5 separate regions of the Homo sapiens genome follow, and all the other regions are linked to region 1. The links are chromatin loops, found by intact Hi-C in ENCODE. Cell type or tissue: PC-9. All regions are shown on one strand.

Region 1 (4,000 bases):
CAAAATTATATGGTAAAGTGTTAAACAAATAATTTAGAAAATAAATTTAAAAGTTAGAAAAGAAAACAGTAATTACTCAGAACTAACACAATTTCAGTAAAAGTAATCTATGCTAAAGTGGTCTCATTTGTGCTTTCAATGAATTTACCCAATCAGGAAAGGAGTTATATATTATATTATAGTATGAAGTTATTCATACATTTCATGTGAACAAACAGTGTGATAGAAGAAACCTGGATTTTATTAATAACAGTATAGTGGCAAATAAAGAACAACTCCATTCTAATTTGCACTGATTAATCTATATATGAACTGCCAAGACAAGTGTTGAATATAATATTTTAAAAGAAGTGTTTACCAAACAGAATAGTCTACAAAGAAGAGACAAGCTCGATAAGGACTCTGGATAATGCATCATATTTAAAAATGATTGTGCTCACTGGAGTTTTGTCTCTAAATACAAAAATAAAACTACTGTCACTACCTTTTAGGAGAGCACCTGCCTTTATAGAAAGTGTGAATATGTGAACTAGGAAATTAATTTATTTGGGATACCTTCAAAGGAATATCTAGCATCAAATCTATACATTTCCAAGGAGAGAGGTTTGGGTGCAATGTCCAGAAAAACCTTCTACTTGTTGCTGTTGCTCAGTAGTGGAATTAACTGCTTTAGAAAGCAAGGAGTTCTGGGCTCTTGGAATGTTCACACAGAAGCTGATTTTCCATCTGCTGTGCATGCTCTGGTTGAGGGCATTCCTGCAACCTCAACCAAAGGAGGCTAAACTACATGACCTTTAAGATCCTTTCTAATCTCAGATTCCGTGAAGAGTGCTCAGACAATATTAAAAAAGGAAAAGGAATTTCTGAGATGCATGGGGTAAGCATTATGGGCAGGACACGACAGACAAGTTGGTGGTTCAGAACACTTGATCTCAACGCATCCACAATATATCATGATCTGTCATATCTACCTTAAAAACGTAGGAGTTAATTAAACTGGGCTTGCAAATTCCATTTGGCTTCACTGAAAAGGGGACTGAGATATTTACTAAGAGCTTTTTAAAATCGAATATAAAATAGCACACGAGATACAAGGTCTAGGTTGAGAAGCAGTCTCATGACTTTATTCCTTATATTTCACATTGGCAGCAGGCCTGCAATGAAATATGGCTCATTTTTTTTGGTCTTGGGCTTTGAGGCTAAAGAGAGGGTTTAGCAGAGGATATCATAATTCCTTTTTGTGGATACAGAAGAACCCTAAGCAGTTGCCAAAATCAGGTAGAATAAGACAAGTATTGGTCCACTCTCAGTAACTCCAAGGCCTCAGAGTTTTTCCTTAGCTTCTGGGGAACTGGTATCTACAAGGAAATCAAGAGGCCTAGTCCCCTAACTGCTTTCGGAGCACGTTGTGGGAGGTGCAGACCAAAGGTGAGTTTACACATCAGTGACTAAAGTTTCCTGCCACTAAGCATAAGAAGTCACTCATGAGCAGCGTCCCTAAACCACAGCTACAGGATGTGGGCACAAGCCCTTGTATAATTGTTGGCCAAGAGCCAATGAGCATTCATCCCTGTGCAAATACCTTGGCTTTTTTATGTTGTTGTTAACCTTTGAAAACCACAGGCATTAGTCTCTCTCTTTCTTCCCCTTGGCACAAGTCATCTTCTTTTCTCCAACTTGGTCTCTTGTGTGTAAAGAATTTCTGAGGAGCTTTTAAGCCTAAATTTAATACCTTTGCCCTCCCCCTCTCCTGCCCCACAAAATGCCAGCAGAGGTGAAGCTGCCTTACAAAATATCTGCTGGCTCTGCCAGCTTCCGCAGCTTTGTTTGGGCTTTTTTTATCAGATAGGAAATCGGAGAGCTCTATAAGTGTCCTTAGCCTTTAAGAAAATGATGGCAATTTCTGGAAATTCTTCCCAAACGACTGTGCCCTATTGTTTTCTCATTTCAAAATTATCTCAACAACTACGATACATCAATTCAGATGGCATGTCTTTCCCATGGAATACAGATATTATATTGGAAAGAGCAGTGGGCTAGGGATAGAAATTGGAAAATGTAGTCTAATCTCAGTATTTCCAAAAGTTCACCATCTTCTTTTTGAGAAATGTCTTTCTAGTTTCTAGGCCTTTGCTTCATTTTCTGTGAAATAAAAGCACTGAATTGACATGGTTTTTCTGCCTTCTTATCCCCAGAACTCTACAAACTGGCTTCCTAAGAAGGTTTAAACAAAGGCTGAATAAAAAATGGACCTCAAGGCAAATGATTCAGAAGTGCCAACTTATAAGTGAGCTTCTCTTTTCTGCCTTAGATGACCTTAAGATGACCAAAGGTCAGGCCTCCAAACAGGCCCAATTGACCACCGAGGAGTGAGTCCTGGTGATTGTTTAAAAGTCCTCCTGTTGTGTTAAAACATCTATCTGCTTTGAACTTTCTCACCCTCAGAACTGCCTACGATGTATCAGAAGATAGTGAGGCATTTGTCAGTGGAGCTGTTCAAGCAGTTTCTGAAATAAAGCTTATCAGAGATTTTTCAAGTGGAAATTCCTGAATGAGATAAAGACCGAATAATGAAGACCTCCAACCATGACATTTTGGTTATGAAATGCTTTGTACTCTACTTAATGTATCTTGCGTCTACTCCTATTATCAATCAAACTCATCATGCCATTTGCTAAACTGTAGTGGTAAGTTCAAATGATAGTCTGATAAAAACTCCAAGTGTACACATAGGTCCCCTGGGTTGTGGCTCCCTGTTGAGCTTAAGGACAAAGATCCCAAGTAAGAACACCAAGTGTAAAATGAGAAAACCATAATCAGTAGGTCGATGGTAATGAAGAAACAATTTCTGGAGGAAATGTAGTTCCCTTGGATGTTTTCCCACCTTCTGCTGCAAAAGTCACATCACTCTCTAGGCAAATACTCAAAACTTTCTGTTTAATAAAAGAATTTAACCTCATTTCATTGAATCCTCACAAGATCTTTATGAAATAAGCAAAAGTAATATAATTGTCTCCATTTCGCAGAAGAGGAAATTAAACCTTAGGAAAGGTAAGGAAATTTTTCAGGGTCTCCCATGATTGATCCAACTCTTTCCTAAGAAAAAAATGGGTCTAATTAACTAAGTACTAGCAACAATTATTTGGAAAATGATAGGGTCACCGGCCTTAAAAGATTATGTCAATCATTTCTCCAAACGGTATCATACAGCAATTCCTCTCACAATATCGACTTTATCTAGTCTTTCCTTGAACATACCAAGTGATGGTGGGCTCACTGTTTAAAGAAGCAACCCATTCCATCATTGAAAATTTATAACTATAAGAAGTTCTTTCTTATCTTGAACTGCTATCCAAATTCCTAAATCTTCTCACCCTCTGGTCATAATACCGCTTTCTAGATCCCATTTATCAATTAAGGGGATAGCCTATATATGACAGTTTTTACAAAATGTGAAGGGAATTCATAAAGACCCTCTTGTCGTCTCTGAGTTCACTCTTTATGCAAAACAGCTTTGATTCCATTAAATGCTTATCCCATTGTTACAGACTGGCTCTCAGAACTAAGAAACATCTCCCTCCTGTCATCCTTTCTGAACTGTTTCCATTGATGATGGTGCACTGTGTCCTTTAGAAGGTCATTTGGGAACAGTCTGGCTTAGGTTACAAAGGGGGCAAATGTGCAGAGAGAAGTCGATTGTCAGGCTGATCCTTAAATGGTAACTCAAAAGAATGTGCTGGACATTTCAGAGGCTTCTGCCAATAAATGCCACTATCTTGAGGCAAATGGGGATTTTCGGGCAGCAGTATTATAATAATTTGCCAATTATGCCTGCTTCAGAACCAGTGCCAAAACAATCCAACGACTTTTCATTCCACTACTGTTGACAGGACAGCTATGGATTTCAACATTTCCTTTTACAGTCTGAATAGAAGTTCCCTGCCTTGGGGACTATAACAATATTTGCCATCATGGGGGGAAGAAAAAGTGGGTGCTGTAA
Region 2 (4,000 bases), 340 kb before region 1:
TTGTGTAACCAATCTCAGGGGTTTTGAATGATAGTAGAATGTCAAATATGTCTTATTAAACCTAAGTGGAGTTTCTCTGTTAAAGGGTCACATTTTTAAAAGCATAAAATCAGAATACTTTGTGCTCTTTCTATAACTACTAGAGTTTTCAAGGAATTGTAAGAATAATGTTTAATAAAATCTACTCATTAGTTTATAATTGGAAATGTGCTTATTTATTACGTTTGATAAGTATCTTATGGCTATAAACAACCTCCCCTACTTAAGAAAGGCCTAAGTAAGTATTTGAATAACTGGGTTCTGATGTCTTTTCCTTTCCTAAGGAAAACTATATTTATTTTCAGTTAGATATTAGATATCCATCGTAGTCATCAGTACCCATTATTATACAAATATATATTTGCAGTGCTTACACTTTTTTAAAGTTTCTGGTTGCATTTCATGTTGACCCAGGTTCAAATAATGCTTTTATATACTGGAAGCTATAATTAAAGTTATGCTTAAAATTAAAAAACAAAAAAGACAAGCCTTTAAAATAGAAGTGCTAATAAGACCTTACATGAACTTTCCTAAATGTCGTGGCTGTAGGAATTAGCTGACTTTTATCTATAAAATGGGTAATTGGTGTATTAGTTAGGTTACTTTCTGCTGCATATAATACACACCACAATTAAAAGTGGCTTTAAAGAATATATTTTTCACATGACAAGGTGGCTGAAGTGTGACTCCAGAATTAATTAGTGTTGTGATTCAATATCATCATCAAGGATTCACTCTTCTTCCTGCTCAGCCATCCTCTGCATGTTAGGTTTTGCCTTCAGATATATCCCCTCATAGTTGCAAATATCAATAACATCAAATATTACATTCACTTCATCCTCAAACTACATATACTCTAATCTATTTGGGAATTTTACTCAAAACATACCAAACTAGGACCTGATCCTGACAAAAAGTAGCTTATCAGGTTTGAACACGAGATTATAATGTTGAAGTAGGGTTGAATTTGTGAATAGCAGAAGCTGATCAATATTTGTGATATTCCTCTATTCTCAGTGGCATGCTGACACATGTTTAACAACTGGATATCTGAGATAAAAATCCCTGAACCGTAGCATAAGTCAATTTCTACAGCATAAATACTCCCAACATGGCCAATTTTAAGCTACAAAAATTATGTCACTGAACACAGAGTGAAGAAAACCACGGGTGGTAGTACACTCTCATAAGGAGTCGTTTTACCATGCAAAGGCAGTAAGTGTAAAATAATGAGAACACAGGTAATAGTAAGATGTAGTAAAAGAATTAAGAAGTGATGAGTTTGGTTATTTATGCTTTCATTCTAATATTTTTACTTAGTTATAAGTCTATACAGTTTATTTTTTAATAATGGCTATATTTCACAATTGGTTTGTAAAATTCCTGAATATTTAATAACCAGATGGTATGAGCAGGTACAAGCTAGCTCCGATACAACACTGTCTCCCCACCAGCTAGATCTCTTCTGCTTTTAGTGAAATTATAGCTTTCTACCATCTACACACATAAAAGGCTATGGATTCTCTTAAACATTACATAAAAACAAATACTACTATTTCATTCATTATGAAAGTAGATGGAACTTTATTATGTTTAATATCCAAGCATACAATTCAGCAATAGTCAGAGAACACCAAAATATTTTATAAACTAAAGGAGAAATAAGAGGCACATACAATAAAGTCTTACTGTCACATTTTACTGAAATTTGATCTGGAGGAAAAAAAATAAAAACTGAAAAAATGACATCTTGAATCAACTAAGGCCAGAAGTCTTGAATTCTGAGTCACTGTTTTCTTTTTTAACTCAGGCTCTGGTTCCTGTGGGATTCAGATGTCTATGCAATGTGGCATGCTGCAATGCATGTTGCATCACAGAGCATTATCTTCCTCAGTTAGGAAATAGGATGGCAGTACCAAAGACCGACCATCTCTAGCTTTAAAGTTTGTCATTTTGAATGTTTTTGAAAAAATATTTCTATGTAATTTTGAGCATAGTACTGCCCTTCATATTTAAAATTTACAAAAGATTTTAGTAACGAGATAGGCATGCAATAAATTATGTCAGATTTATGTTAAATTTCTTTGCTGGGTATTGTGATATTCCTGTTGCTGTTCACATGTCCAAGTGCCTATTTTTACCAAAAAGCTCTTAAACCCTTTAAAGGCAGGGCTTGGGGGGATAGGAAAGATGACAAAAATATAGTTTAGGGGGAAGTCAGACCTAAGTTTTAAGTTCTAATCTGCAGCTTACTCTCTGTAGAGGTTTGGATAAGTAATGTACTTTTTCCCAGTCTCCATGTTTTTAGATATTTAAAATGTTTTGGAAGTTAATTACGCTAAAGCACTTAGTAGACACTCAAGAAATAATAGATATATATTTGTTTCTGTGTCCAAGGCACCTAACACTAAGCTTAACATATATTACAACATTATTATTTGCTAAATGCGTAAGTGAATTTAAGAATAAAAATGAAAGAATGAAATGGCTGGGTGCGGTGGCTCAGGTCAGGTGCAGTGGCTCATGCCTGCAATCCCAGCATTTTGGGAGTCTGAGGTGGGAGGATCACTTGAGGTCAGGAGTTCAACACCAGCCTGGCCAAGATGGTGAAATCCTGTCTCTACTAAAAATACAAAAATTAGCTGAAAATAGCGGCATGTGCCTGTAATCCCAGTTACTCAGGAGGCTGAGGCAGGAGGATCTCTTTAATCTAGGAGATGGATGTTGCAGTGAGCTGAGATTGTACTGCCGAACTCCAGCCTGGGTGACAGAGTGAGACACTGTCTCAAAAAAAAAAAAAAAAAAAAAAAAGAATGAATGAAATAAGCCACTTAAATTATGAATTAGGTGTTTTAGTTCATCTTGCCTGAAATTGTACTGAAATTATAGCAGCTCATCTTTGTGGACAGCAAAGGATAGCATAACCACTTTAAATGATTCTATAAGATGCTTTAAGATGATGTTTCTATAAATCTTTTCCTCTGGGTCTTAATTTCTTTCATTGATGAAAAAGAACTTAAATGGTAAGGACTCCATGGTTCTTGATAACTCTGAAGTCCTTCCAGAACCTATCTTATATTTTTAACTATAATCACTATTGTACAGAACTCAATGTCGTAAAAGTATTTTGATACTTACTGATATTTGTCAACAGTAGTCAGAGCACCATCTTCAAGGTCTCTACAGAATTAATACCCCAGCTACAAACATCAGTAAGACCGGAGGATCTTAACCACTTTGTGGGTAACTGATAATTTTAAAAATATGATCAAAACTCTAAAATGTTTATTTTGCAATAGTTAAATTTGCAAAAAAAAATTCAGAGCACTTATGAAAGCCACATAATAAGTTAAAATCACTTAATCTATTCAGACCACTTTATATACATAGAAACAAAAATAAGTCCCAGAAAGACTCTCTTAATCTTATATAAATAATTAGTGATCAAATTAGAATTCCAACAGTTTCCTTATCTTTGGTATGCTTCATAAACTGTAACATATATCCACAAATGTTTAAGAAACTAAAATAGAGGAAAGAACATGTTCTCTTCATCCCCATAAAAGACAAATTGAAAGTAGAGATGTGAAGTCATATATTTATTTATATTTTTTCTTTCAATGACTAAGATAAACAATCAGCCTATTTAAGGAATTGAAATACTGTACTATATATTTGAAACACAGAGCTAACCTAATAATTTGTTTTTTAAATAAATTCTACATATTATGAAGAACATAAACACTAGATGTTTATTCAGAAGATCTTCCACTCAAGTGTAGAAAGAAGCCTATTTGTTTAAAAATAAACTTTTATTCTGTGTGCAGATTAGAGGAATGTACACATACTTAACCATATAGCAAGTCTCAATAAATTAAAAAAAACTGAAATAATACCAACGATACTCTCAGATCACAGTGGAATAAAAGTAGAAATCAATACCAAGAAGATCTCTCAAAAC
Region 3 (4,000 bases), 250 kb before region 1:
AGTCTCCTCACAGATCCTCTCAATGACAGAATCTATCCAGAAGATAAGTAGTAAGGATATCTGGGAAATGTAGCTTAGAAGCTTCTAGCCTTCTGTCATTTAGAGGAACACGGAAGGCAGAGAAGGAGCAGCAAGCCAATAGACAAACAACTATTCCAGTAAACAAAATGTATAAGTAAATTTTATACTGGCCAGGTGCCGTGACTCACGCCTGTAATCCCAGCACTTTGGGAGGCTGAGGTGGGCAGATCACGAAGTCAGGAGTTCGAGACCAGCCTGGCGAATGTGGTGAAACCCCGTCTCTACTAAAAATACAAAAATTAACTGGGCCTGGTGGCGGGAACCTGTAGTCCCAGCTACTCAGGAGGCTGAGACAGGAGAATCATCTGAACCTGAAAAGCCGAGGTTGCAGTGAACTGAGATCTCACCATTGCACTCCAGCCTGGGTGACAGAGTGAGACTCCATTAAAAAAAAAAAAAAAAATTATACCATGTTAGAGGGTAGCAAGCAAGTACTATGGAAAATAAAGTAGGGGAGGAAGATGGAAATTGCTGTGATGTGGAAGGAGGAAAATTTTTAAATAATATGATCCCTATGGGTGTAAGTGAAAACATGACATTTGAATCAAGAGTGAAGCAGGTGATGGAAGAAGCCATGTGGATATGCTGGGAAAGAGTGCTCCAGGCAAAAAGAACAGTAAATGTAAGGGCCTTGTGGCTGAAGTTGGCCTGGGGTGTTGACAGAACAACAAGAATGCCAGTGTGACCAGAGCCCAGTGAAGCAAAAGAATGTGCAGAAAGACCAGAAGTCAAGAACAACAGGAGAGCAAAGAGGAAATGGGACTGCATCAGGCCTTATAAGCCACTGTAAAGATTTATTCTTTCACTCTGAGTAAGAATGGGAGCTATATGTAGGTTTTTAAGCAGAAGAGTAATAAGAACTGACTACTAGAATAATAGTGTTCATCTCACAGAGTTACTATAAAAAGTACAGTGTTTAGAACATTGTAGGGAAGATAGTACAAAAGTTATTGTTAATCCACTTCTTATGATGAATACTAGACACTGTAAGTATACCTTCTGATGGAATCTGCTGTTGTCTGATCCCTTCAATACTCTTAATTATATAAATATCTCCTCCTTCTTCCAATTAAGGTTTGGTCATTTTGCTGAATAATTAGACTGTGGAGGAGTTATGATACAGCAGTGAGAACTCCAATCCATCAGATAACTAGTAATCTTGTCCACAAAGTTATTAAATTATTCCCTCATCAGAAGCTTAGTAAACTGTCCTCATATGTCCCTGTACCCTTTAACAGGCAGGCCCCAGCCAGCTTTCTCACCCTTCATTGTAACCTCTCATTTACCCTAACAGCTATTTACATTAGTGTGTGTCTAGGAGTCTTTTTAGGCTCTGATCAGATGCTAGAGGAATCAGATAATGCATTGTCATGATTCACAGGGACAAGTAGGAAATAATTCCAGACAGTCAACTTATCCAGGTAACCAAAGGTGTAAACACTAGGTCTTTCAAACCAGCTTCAACCGTACGACAAGAATCAAAAGAGTGATGAATCATTTGCTCTTTAGTCTAGAGTCTAGACCCTTTATCACCTCAGCCTACAACTATGACCAGTTCTTACCAGTCAAGTACTTTGTAAATCATACAGATTTCTAAACTCTGCATTGCTTATTAACTTTGTCATTTTCTATGGGAAACAGGAATTGAGAAAGACAAAGGGAGAGAAATGACAAATATCCTAAGAATGAGTTCTGTAAGACTTTAAAAATATTTCTCAAAATTTAGCATGCTCCAGAATCACTTTTCAGGCTTGCTGAAATGCAGGTTGCTAGGTCCCACCTCCAGAGTTTCTGATTCAGAGTCTGGGACAGGAACCCAAAATTTGTATTTCAAACACATTTCAGGTTGATGTTGCTACTCTGGGGACCAAACTTTTGAAAACCACTGCTCTAAAGCATTGACCTTCAAAGAATTTGTTAGCATGTCTCAATATAATTTTGAAAATGTATGTACCTTTCTTTACATTTTTAAGTTGATATTTTAAATTTTTCATCATAAATTGAAATAGCCGCAAAGTTAATAATTTTCAAAGTACTATAAATATTGACATTTTAAATAAAGACTATTAGTTTTTAAATAAAACTTCTAAATGATTCTAATAGAATATAAATACCACAGTGATTTAATCCATAAACTCATCTTTTAAAAAATACATGAGAAAGCTCATTCTTAATACCATTTGGAAATATGTCATTCTATTTTCTCCTTTCAATCATACATTCATCCCATTGCCCTTGTATTATTTTATTCTCTTGTAGTATACTTTTATCTATAAAAATTTTAATATGATTACTTATCTCTACTTGTCTGTAATAAAGCACACATATAAATTTAAGCCTATTTTTAATGACCTGTGACCATAAGACACAAGTGCTAAAATATTACTTCTGGATTAGGCTATTATAATGATTATTATTAAAAATAATTAAAGCAACTGATTAAAGTAGACTTTCTGATATCAATATTCTTAACGACTACTTTGTTGGGATCCCTCAGAAATTTTATACCTCAGGTCTTGAGACCAAGGAAGATAAGAGACAGATTCCCTGTAGTTGTTAGTGAAAGTGATGTCACAGTGAGAGAGTCAGATTGTAAGAACTGTGTGAAGTCCTCAACTCCTGGATTTTTCTTATGGAAAAAGAAGATATGTATATACTGAAGATCTAGAAATTATTTTGCTTAAAATTTTGTATCATTCCTTTGTGTCCCTTATGCTGCTCTGTGTACCTCAAGGGGTGATCAAGACTCCAGTTTGAAGATTACTTAGAGACTAAGGCATTTGTTGGTTTCACTTTCTACATCTCACTGACATAGGACTCTACATGATTTTGAAGTAAATAACTACTTCTTCTTTATTCATAACAATAGTCACAACTAACATTTATACATCACTTTTCAATTTATGTCACCTTATTGTACATTACCTCATTTTATCCTTACAAAAACCTATAGAAAGGTAGGCAAAGAAAACATTATTGTCCTTATTTCAGAGTGGAGAATTATTTTCCAGGAGTATATTGCCTAGTGCCACACAGGCAGTAATAAAGCCTAGTTTCAAATTCCCCTCACTCTAGTTCCAATTTTCCATTGAATTGTACCAGACCTGGGGCTCTCTTAGGAAATGACCAGATTGAATAACACAGGCTCATCTTCCTACTCAGGAATAGGGGATGTTTGCATTTTCAAGGTGAGGGCCTTGAATGTTAGCTAATGAAGAACAACAGTTAAACTGGAGACAGAACTGGTGAAATAAACAAAGGCTAGAAAGTAACTACCAGAAACAGAGAAAAGCCTCGAGCCTTGCTGTTTCTCATTATCCTTTGGGGAAGAGCTTTTCACCCCATCCTTTGGGGGATGATCCCAAAAGATTGACTTTATAAATATTCCTCCCATTCCTGAAAGCAGTAATGTGCAAAGGGATGAGAGGCACCTTAAGCACAGTTTGCAAGAACTGATGATGGCGAGGCTATCTCATCAACAGTTAGTTTTCATGCTATAAGGCTTCAAATTAATAACCCTGTTCCCCCAAAACAAAACATCTTAACTTAAATATTGAGTATGAAGTGGGAGCATAGCATTAACATAATCTGTTACATGTGAAATTACTTTGGAATGCTTTCTTAGATCTTCTGCAAAAATATTTATTTCTGGCTCAACTTATGGTATTTCTGTAATATTTCTTTGCTGTTTTTATTATATTCTGTAATCAGCTTCTCCAGCACAGGTCACTCAAGCAAACCTTTGGTGAGCATCTATTCCGGCCACAGGAAGGCTGATCTAACAACAATGTGCAGATTGATATGGGTGCCATGTGGGACCTCCTTTGATGCAAAGTCAAGGAGAGGGTTGATAAGGACCTAGACAGTGGGTGATGTTTCAGTAGAAAGAAGAAACCGAATGTAGCTGGCACTGTGTGGT
Region 4 (4,000 bases), 240 kb before region 1:
TATATGCTTATGTTTCCAGACTTTATGGACAAGCCATATTTTTTCATGCAAATTCTCTTGTGGACTGTATATCACTAGAGTTCAGGGCTTTGTCTAACTTATTTTTCTATTCTCAGCATCTAGCACCGCTCTTGGCATATTTTTGAAGTCCAGTATAGGTTGCTAACTTTGAAAAAAAATTATAAAATTATAAATTTAGAATAGGAAACTTTATTTTTTAATAAAAAGGTTACATCCTTCAAAGTGGTCATCCTGCAGGCTGAGAAGCACAGGCCCTTCAAACGAGATTGGGTAGGAGCTTTATGCTGAGTGCATTGGCTAAACATACATATTCAACAGGTTACGAGAGGAGGTGAATATTCATGAAGGTGGTCCGGACGCATGTGTATTGAACAAACATGCATGTTACATATGACCCACGTTCATATATAGAACAAAGAAAGAAAGAGAAAGAAAGAAGGAAGGAAGGAAGGAAGGAAGAAAGGAAGGAGGGAGGGAGGGAGGGAGAGAAAGAAGAAAGAGAGAAAGACAGAAAAAGAAAGAAAGAAAGAAAAGAGAAAGAAAGAGAAAGAAAGAAAGAAAGAAGAAAGTTCACCTTGGAGTAGGGACAATATTTAAATGTATTATAATTAGTCCCTATCCATCTAAAGGTCTTTTCAGGACACAAGGAATTCCAGTCAGTGCACAGCCTCTGTAAACCAACCAGAGCCAGTCCATGGTCAGTGGTCTTCTTATCAGAAGAAAGTTACTGAAATCAGTCACTTGTCCAATCAAAGCTATAATTATGGCAGGTAAAACAGTGAGGTCAGTGAGTGTATGGTGGTGAGCTGAAAATTGTCTTAATATTGCTTCTTTCAAGACCAGTGCTTGTTTAGATGCTAAAGAAAAGCCTTGTGGCATGGTTAGAACACAGTTTATTCTTTAGTGCAGGCATGTGACTTAACTCTTGCATGGCATGGCCTTAGGTCCTGTTTATAATTTGATAGTCTATTGTCATAAAGAGTCTGTTCTGTCAGTCTTGTGGTCTCTATTTTAACATTAATGCTGGTCAGTTATGTCTAAACTGCAAAAAGGAGAGGGGTTAACAGAGTATGTTTGACCTCCTGTCCCATCATGGGTCATGGCTGGAAACTCAGTTTTTAGGTTTTTCTGGAATCCCTTGGCCAAGAGGGGGCCTGTTCAGATGGTGGGGGCTTAGGATTTTATTTTTTGTTTACAAGGTCATCAAAATGAAATGTAAGTTGATTGCTTTTAATGATGCCTTTGTCAATAGATTCAACTGAAGAAATGATGGGGATACTGAACACAGATCCTACCAAGGGTCACTTCACATTTAAGTGCGGAAGTAGCCTTCCCATAGTCTTAGGCAGCAAACTCCAGGCTCTTAACTCCAGAAGCAACCTCGGTGTTAGGTCTTTTTTGTGGCAGATGGATAGAGGTCTCTTCAGGATAGTTGTAAAGGGTAGGCTACAGAGATGCTTGAAATATGAGACATTGCCCTGTAGTCAAAATTCCAACATTGAAGTTAGAAGCCTAAGGCCTTTTACCCAGAGATGCCAAAAAAAGGATATAATCCCAGAAGGTCAGGCTGTCCCAATCCTTGTATATGGATATACGTGAGAGGGTGTAGTCTCCCTCGCTGTCATTCACAACCATTCACTTGGACAGGAAAAGCCTCTGTGAACATGTTAAAATAAAACTTCCCCCAGGCTAACCAATTGCAGCAGAAATGCCTGTGGGTAACCAAACCCACAGTCACATAACTAGTAAAATGATTCAGTAAAATTAGTCAGTCTCTCTTTCCATTTCCACACCGAGGCAGAAGAGAACAGCCACCTGTGGGCTGTTAAGTCAGCACAGCATTTGTGTAGCCAGAAAAAAATGCAAACACAGGGAATTCTCCTCCTTCCAGGAGTGCCCTTGTAGGTTGTACTTATCCTGCTGAGCTACGTCCAATTGCATCTCTAGGCAGGACAGCTGCAATTCCCAAGAATCTGAGTACTAACAAGTCCTTGAATCACCTGATTATGAAACTCATAAAGTGCTGAGATAGTGTAGGGATGGGTTTTTAAATTCTATTGTACGAGTAACGTATGCTCAATGTAGAACAATTAAATACAAATAAGAAAAGAATCGAAGAAGAAAATAAAACCACCTGAAACAAAAGCTCAATTAACATTTTGGTGTATATCCTTTAAGATCTTATGCATTATGTGTATATGTATGTATGTAACATATACACAAATAATTGTATATATAAAATCATATTTATATCAAGTGTGAGATCATGTTATACATAGTTTTACATCTGCTGTTTTCATTCCACAATTATATATCATTAAAGTCATTCCATGACAGTTAATAATATTTCATTAAATAATTGTTACAGTTGCTTAGGATTCTGTATCTGTGTAAATAACTGATTCATTCTTATTAGACATGTAAGTTATTTTTAAAAATTTATTATAAACAAAGCTGTGATAAATATTTTTTTAGCTACATCTTTCCACATGTATTTAAATATTACCTTTAAATGAATTATTAAAGTAGAACTGTGAGGTCAAGAGACAAGAAGGGTCCTGCCAAAAAGTCCTCCAGAAAGTGGGTGCAAGTTCACTCCTATCGAATTATTTGAGAGTCCCTGTATTTCCCCACAATACATTCTCCCAGATAATCATTTAAAAATCTTTAAATTTAAAAGTGAATGTATCTTATTTTAATTTTAATTGTTTTGATTACTGGTGAGGTTATTATTGTATTTTTTTTTGCCATTTGAATTTCCTTGTGAAATTTCTGTTCATGACTTTGGCCTGTTTATTCTTCATGGTATTATTGTTTTCTTACAGAAGTGTAAAAATTATACTTTAAAGCCAACAATCCTTTGAAATAGTTATTGAACATGTTTTCCTATTAATCTTTAGTTTTTAAACTTCGTTAATGATGTTTTCCGTACTATAGAAGCACCGCTTTTTAACGTGGCAAATCTATCAATTTTATTCACATAGTTTCTGCCTTTGGTATTTTAACTTAGGTAACAGAGTTCCTGCTGCAACTGAAAAACTAAAGCTAGAAAAACCACCATTTTCAAAGTCAGGTATTGCCTTATTTGAAGAGACTCTCCTAGGTAGTGACTAGCTATGGAAATGCGACTAAAATATTCTTCACTGTTTACAGTTCAGGGCCAAGCAAGTCCTATTACAGGGAAGTAAACTGGTAAGTGCAACCAAGTGACAGGAAGTTGCCAAGACAAAAATACTCAAGAAGAAAATCTCTGCATAGCATCTGGGCTTATAAACTGTGAAAGCAGCCTAATAGTATACTTCTAAATGTTTAGCTGCTGGCTTTTTTGTGAAAAATGGATGCATATTTTTATGTATATAAGCTTATTATAAATTTTATTGACATAATGTTTACATAGCACAAAATTATAAATAATAACAGAATATACAATAGAATTCTGTTATCAGTTTTTGTTAAACTCTTGTATAGCCAACCTGTGGTTGCAACTGATGGGTGAATATAACTCCAGTATGAATATTGATTGGTATTGTTTAGTGAGTAAGACAAAAGTGAAACAACAAAAATATTCCTCAGAACTTTGGTTTGTCAATTACCCAAGCCACTTAGGCATTGAATCAAATAATAGTTTTCAAATACTGAAATAATAGTTTCTCAATTTTTGGTGCTATTCACAATACAATGACCAGAGACACAATGCAGTTTTAATCTGCATTATAAACACTTTCTCCATCACTTCCTCGTCAACAAAGCAATAAATTAAGCCTCTATTTGTACTATTAGCTCATTTCTGCGGTGTAAATATTCCCACAATGGCTGATTTCAAGATGCCAACCTGCTGTCATGGAATGTGAGTTTGTAAGAGATGCAAACCCCAAGAGCATAGATCATAGTGGATGTAAGAAGTGATGAGTTTAGAATATCCATTGTCTCTGATTTTAATATCATTTAGTTCTAAATGTATGTACTTTAATTTTTAATA
Region 5 (4,000 bases), 190 kb before region 1:
ACAAGTTATTTTATTAAAGTTGAAAAATAAAATTATATGGACTCCAATTTCTTCTCTTTAGAAGGGCATTTTTGTTTGAGATTTGGTTAAAAGAACAGTCAGGAGATTTGTCTTAAAGCCATTTTTTGTGTAACAAAACTACAGTCTTTAATTAGATCGTGTGTTTATTTGGGGTGGGTTGGCAGGAAAGGCAGTGTGTGCTCAGTGATCTCATCTTTACACTAAAGGGGATGGACAAGATCAGTAGTTCTCAAAGTATGGTTTTCAGACCAGCAGCATCAGCATCACCTGGAAACTTGTTAGAAATGCAAATTCCCATGCCCCACCATTTAATTACTGAATCAGAAATGCTGGGGATGGGCCATGAAATCTGCTCTTGACACCCTTCAGGTGATTCTGAAGCATGCTAAAATTTGAGGACTAAAGTTGGACTAAAAGTTCTCTAAAGGCCTTCCAGCTCTACAATTCTGAATCCATCATGTTATTAATATGATAAACTGTATCTTTTCAGGCTGCGCACGGTGGCTCACACCTGTAATCCCAGCACTTTGGGAGGCCAAGGTGAACAGATCACTTGAGGTCATGAGTTCGAGACCAGCCTGGCCAACATGGTGAAACCCCGTCTCTACTAAAAATACAAATATTAGCCAGGTGTGGTGGTGCATGCCTGTAGTCCCAGCTACTCAGGAGTCTGAGGCAGGAGAATCTCTTGAGCCCAGGAGGCAGAGGTTGCAGTGAGCCGAGATCATGCCATTGCACTCCTGCTTGGGCAACAGAGCAAGACTCCATCTCAAAAAAAAAAAAAAGATAAATTACATCTTTTCAGATAATTTTAAAGATATGTTAGTTCATCTTCATGCTTTGTGAAGAAAGTCAGTATTAGTATTCTCTATTTTAGTGGCACAAAAGTTGAGGTACAGGCTACAAAACTATAGGAATCAATATGTGAAACAGTGTAGTGTAATCTCTCTCTTCCCCAAAATAGAAGGCACTTATATTTTCATTTTGCAACTCACATTTTGAAAACACAGTCAACAAAAGCAAAGAAATCCGCAGACGTGGAACTCAGGGCTATCCCGTTTATTTAATGAACTTGGCAAGAGAGTACCTATTTGTGCCTTGCAGCCTGCAGGTCAAATGTAAGCATAATATTAGCTACTGGTTTCCACTTCAGTCGCTGGTACACACCTTTTGAGTGACTTCACCCATCACAGGACATTTGCATTATTGGCTCACAGCTGACTACCATAAAAGATGGTGCACTCCTTGAGGACACGAATTGAGTTTTACCAATTCTGAATCACCAGTGTTTAGCACTTATCACATCTATGTATCATCAGAACATAGATCCTGTGTGTGCCTGCCCAAATCTCATATTGAATTGTAATCCCCAATGATGGAGTTAGGGCCTAGTGGGAGGTGAGTGGACCATGGAGGTGAATTTCTCATGAATGGTTTAGCACCATTCCCCTTGGTACTGTCCTTGTGATAGCGATTGAGTTCTCATAAGATCTAGTAATATAAAAGTGTGTAGTACCTCCCTGCTTGCTCTCTCTTGCTCCTGCTCTGGCCACGCAACATGCCTACTCTACTCTCCCTTCCCCTTCCACCATGACTGGAAGCTTCCTAAGTCTTCCCCCAGAAGTAGATGGTGCTATGCTTCCTGTTCAGCCTTCAGAACCATCAGCCAATTAAACACTCCCCCCTTTTTTTTAAATAAATTACCCAGCCTCAGGTATTTCTTTAGAGAGATGAGAGAATGGCCTAATACAATATTGTTCTTCCTTATCTTTGCTATTACGTTAACATGAAATAATAATAAACTTTTATTTTGCCCTCAGATGCTGATCTTAAATAAATTTGCGAAGCAGAGGGACTTTAAATGAGTTGCATGGCCTCATAGTTCTTTCCTATCTTTAAACTTCTTGGTTTAACAAATAATTGAATGGAATCAATCTCCTTTTGACTGACAGTTTTGACAGCTGCTGTTCTCAAGATGTCAATGTATAATCTGTTATTCTACTTACCAAAATTTAAAACTGAACAGAGACATATGTACTGTCAGTCTCATTCCTATGATCCCCAGTTCCTCCCTTCTGCCCTGTTTTATCCCTTTCCTCCCTCATGTCAGTGAAGCGCCTTTAAATTCTGAGCAATTCCGAAGCTCCTGTGCGCCAAGCTAGAAGTAGGATTAGAGCTCATCTTCCCTGAGTATTATTACAGCGCTTTCACAGTGAAGTCTCCAGCTTTGCAAACTAACGGGGCATCATAAATGTAAAGCTGTTCAAATAATAACGAACCTTCTCTTTATGCTTAGCCAAGGGAAGGGAATATTAAAGTGAATAAGAGTAATAATAAAAAGCAAGTTGGCAGCATGGGTATAATTAAACTGAATAGCTCACACACACAAAATAAAGCTCTGAACATTGACTTCCTCTGGGACACACCCCAGTACACCCAGACCTCGCCTCAGAAAGGTATGCACAGCTTGTCATCCTGATGTAAAACAAACACCTACACTCACCCTCTCATCTACAATAGAAAGACAAATTTGGCTCTTGAGTGAAAAACTCTTCCAGCCCTTGGGAGCAAAAAACACCTATATTTTTTTTATCCTCACTATTCAGGATACCAAAAATGAAATTCCTCGAATTGATAGGACCACTGGCTCTGATGAAAGGGACCCGATGCAAGGGTATGCTATTTGCATTCGGTGTTATAAGTGCACTTTTGTCTGTGCCAGAAAGAATAACCAGCAGCATGGTAGGAACATTTTGACCCTAAAAGCTACTCTGCAGATCACCTGGTGCCCTTTCCTTCCAGAGCATTCATTAGAATGTGTAAGCTCTGAGAGAGCAAAGTCACCACAGGTGATGTTGCTATCATCTGCACTTTCTCCCCTGAGCCATTTTAAACCCCATGAAGAACCAGTCACTTAGACTAGGTTACACCCACCTTACTTTCTCAAGAGCTCTGGGCCTAAATCACCCTGGGATGAAGATTAGGAAGTATTTCCTCATTGCTCTTGATAAATTGAGCTTGTGAGAGCATGGTCTCCAGATTATTTGTAATTTGGAGACTTTGTGCTTTTATTTACCCCATTTCCTCCAAAGAGACTATTCACAGAGAGGCCTCTTCTAAGATGCCCTTACTTTTTAGGAAAACAAAATATTCACCAAAAAAGAATTATGTGTATGAAGTGTAAGATGCTTTAACCTCAAGAGCTTCTCTTGTTCTTTTTTTCCCCTTCTTGTGCCTTTTTTTTTTTGAGACAGTTTCACTCTTGTCTCCCAGGCTGGAGTGCAGTGGCATGATCAGGGCTCACTGCAACCTCTGCTTCCCAGGTTCAAGCAATTCTCCTGCCTTAGCCTCCCAAAGTGCTGGAATTACAGGCATAAGCCACTGTGCCCAGCTTCCCCTTTTTGTACTCTTGAGACTCACATATCCTCTATCTAGAGAACCAAAGAGGAAAGCCTGCACACTTCCATGGACATGAGTAATTACATCAGTGCTCCAATTGCATTGTTCCATAGCTGTTCTCAACCTGGAAAAAATACCTCTGCAGTGGAGCATGGCTTAATATAGAGTTTTCTCTCCAATCATTCAGTAAAATCATAGTCAACTGACTGGTTCTCAAAGCTGCCAGTTTCATTGAAAAGAAAGGTTTTCAGAAAAAAGCAGAACTGTAAAGGTCTTCTACTCTATTGCCCCCATTTGACAGTTGGTGGAGTTGACAAGCCTAGAGATGTTTATCTGAGATCACTAAGAGAGCTCAAGTCACACTTCTGGACTTTCGTTATAAGCTTTCTCTTTTTCTCTTGTGAGATACTTGGTAGTCACAATTTTCACACTATTTATCATGGAATTCTGAAAATATTAAGCCTAAGATAAAACAAAATTAATTGCTCATATTCTAGAAGCTTCCTTAACAACTAAGTGATTTTGAGAATTTGCATGCCTTCTTCAGGTCTATGTTTCCCTGCTAATAGGTGTGTTGGAG

What was found. Peaks named below come from ENCODE experiments on the same cell type or tissue, not always from the same donor. Only the 100,000 strongest peaks of a DNase experiment are listed, where the experiment ranks them.
Region 2: a loop joins it to region 1, with 2.8 times the contacts of the local background. A loop is called at or near these places in 2 of 110 quality-filtered maps.
Region 3: it touches region 1 in a loop (5-fold over the local background); 3 of 110 quality-filtered maps call a loop at or near these places.
Region 4: a loop joins it to region 1, with 4 times the contacts of the local background. A loop is called at or near these places in 3 of 110 quality-filtered maps.
Region 5: it touches region 1 in a loop (9-fold over the local background); 2 of 110 quality-filtered maps call a loop at or near these places.

What each region holds. Positions count from the first base shown.
Region 1 is chr3:189,322,403-189,326,402 of GRCh38, reverse strand. TPRG1 (tumor protein p63 regulated 1) reads right to left here. Exons shown (of 6, transcript NM_198485.4): 6 at 1,099-4,000. Among named protein-coding and RNA genes, the nearest start is that of TPRG1-AS2, 84 kb to the right of the region's middle. RefSeq lists an enhancer at 1,138-2,337. In PC-9, no CTCF peak of the experiment used is centred here; a DNase peak (open chromatin) is centred at 1,532; H3K4me3 peaks cover 738 bases; H3K27ac peaks cover 3,011 bases.
Region 2 is chr3:189,662,372-189,666,371 of GRCh38, reverse strand. All of the region lies in intron 1 of TP63 (tumor protein p63), which reads right to left. Among named protein-coding and RNA genes, the nearest start is that of TP63, 33 kb to the right of the region's middle. In PC-9, no CTCF peak of the experiment used is centred here; a DNase peak (open chromatin) is centred at 1,831; H3K27ac peaks cover 1,490 bases.
Region 3 is chr3:189,570,029-189,574,028 of GRCh38, reverse strand. No RefSeq gene overlaps it. Among named protein-coding and RNA genes, the nearest start is that of TP63, 59 kb to the left of the region's middle. In PC-9, no CTCF peak of the experiment used is centred here; a DNase peak (open chromatin) is centred at 1,568; H3K27ac peaks cover 3,406 bases.
Region 4 is chr3:189,561,823-189,565,822 of GRCh38, reverse strand. No RefSeq gene overlaps it. Among named protein-coding and RNA genes, the nearest start is that of TP63, 68 kb to the left of the region's middle. In PC-9, a CTCF peak has its summit at 2,068; a DNase peak (open chromatin) is centred at 1,752; H3K4me3 peaks cover 486 bases; H3K27ac peaks cover 2,621 bases.
Region 5 is chr3:189,511,941-189,515,940 of GRCh38, reverse strand. No RefSeq gene overlaps it. Among named protein-coding and RNA genes, the nearest start is that of TP63, 120 kb to the left of the region's middle. In PC-9, no CTCF peak of the experiment used is centred here; a DNase peak (open chromatin) is centred at 2,480; H3K27ac peaks cover 1,774 bases.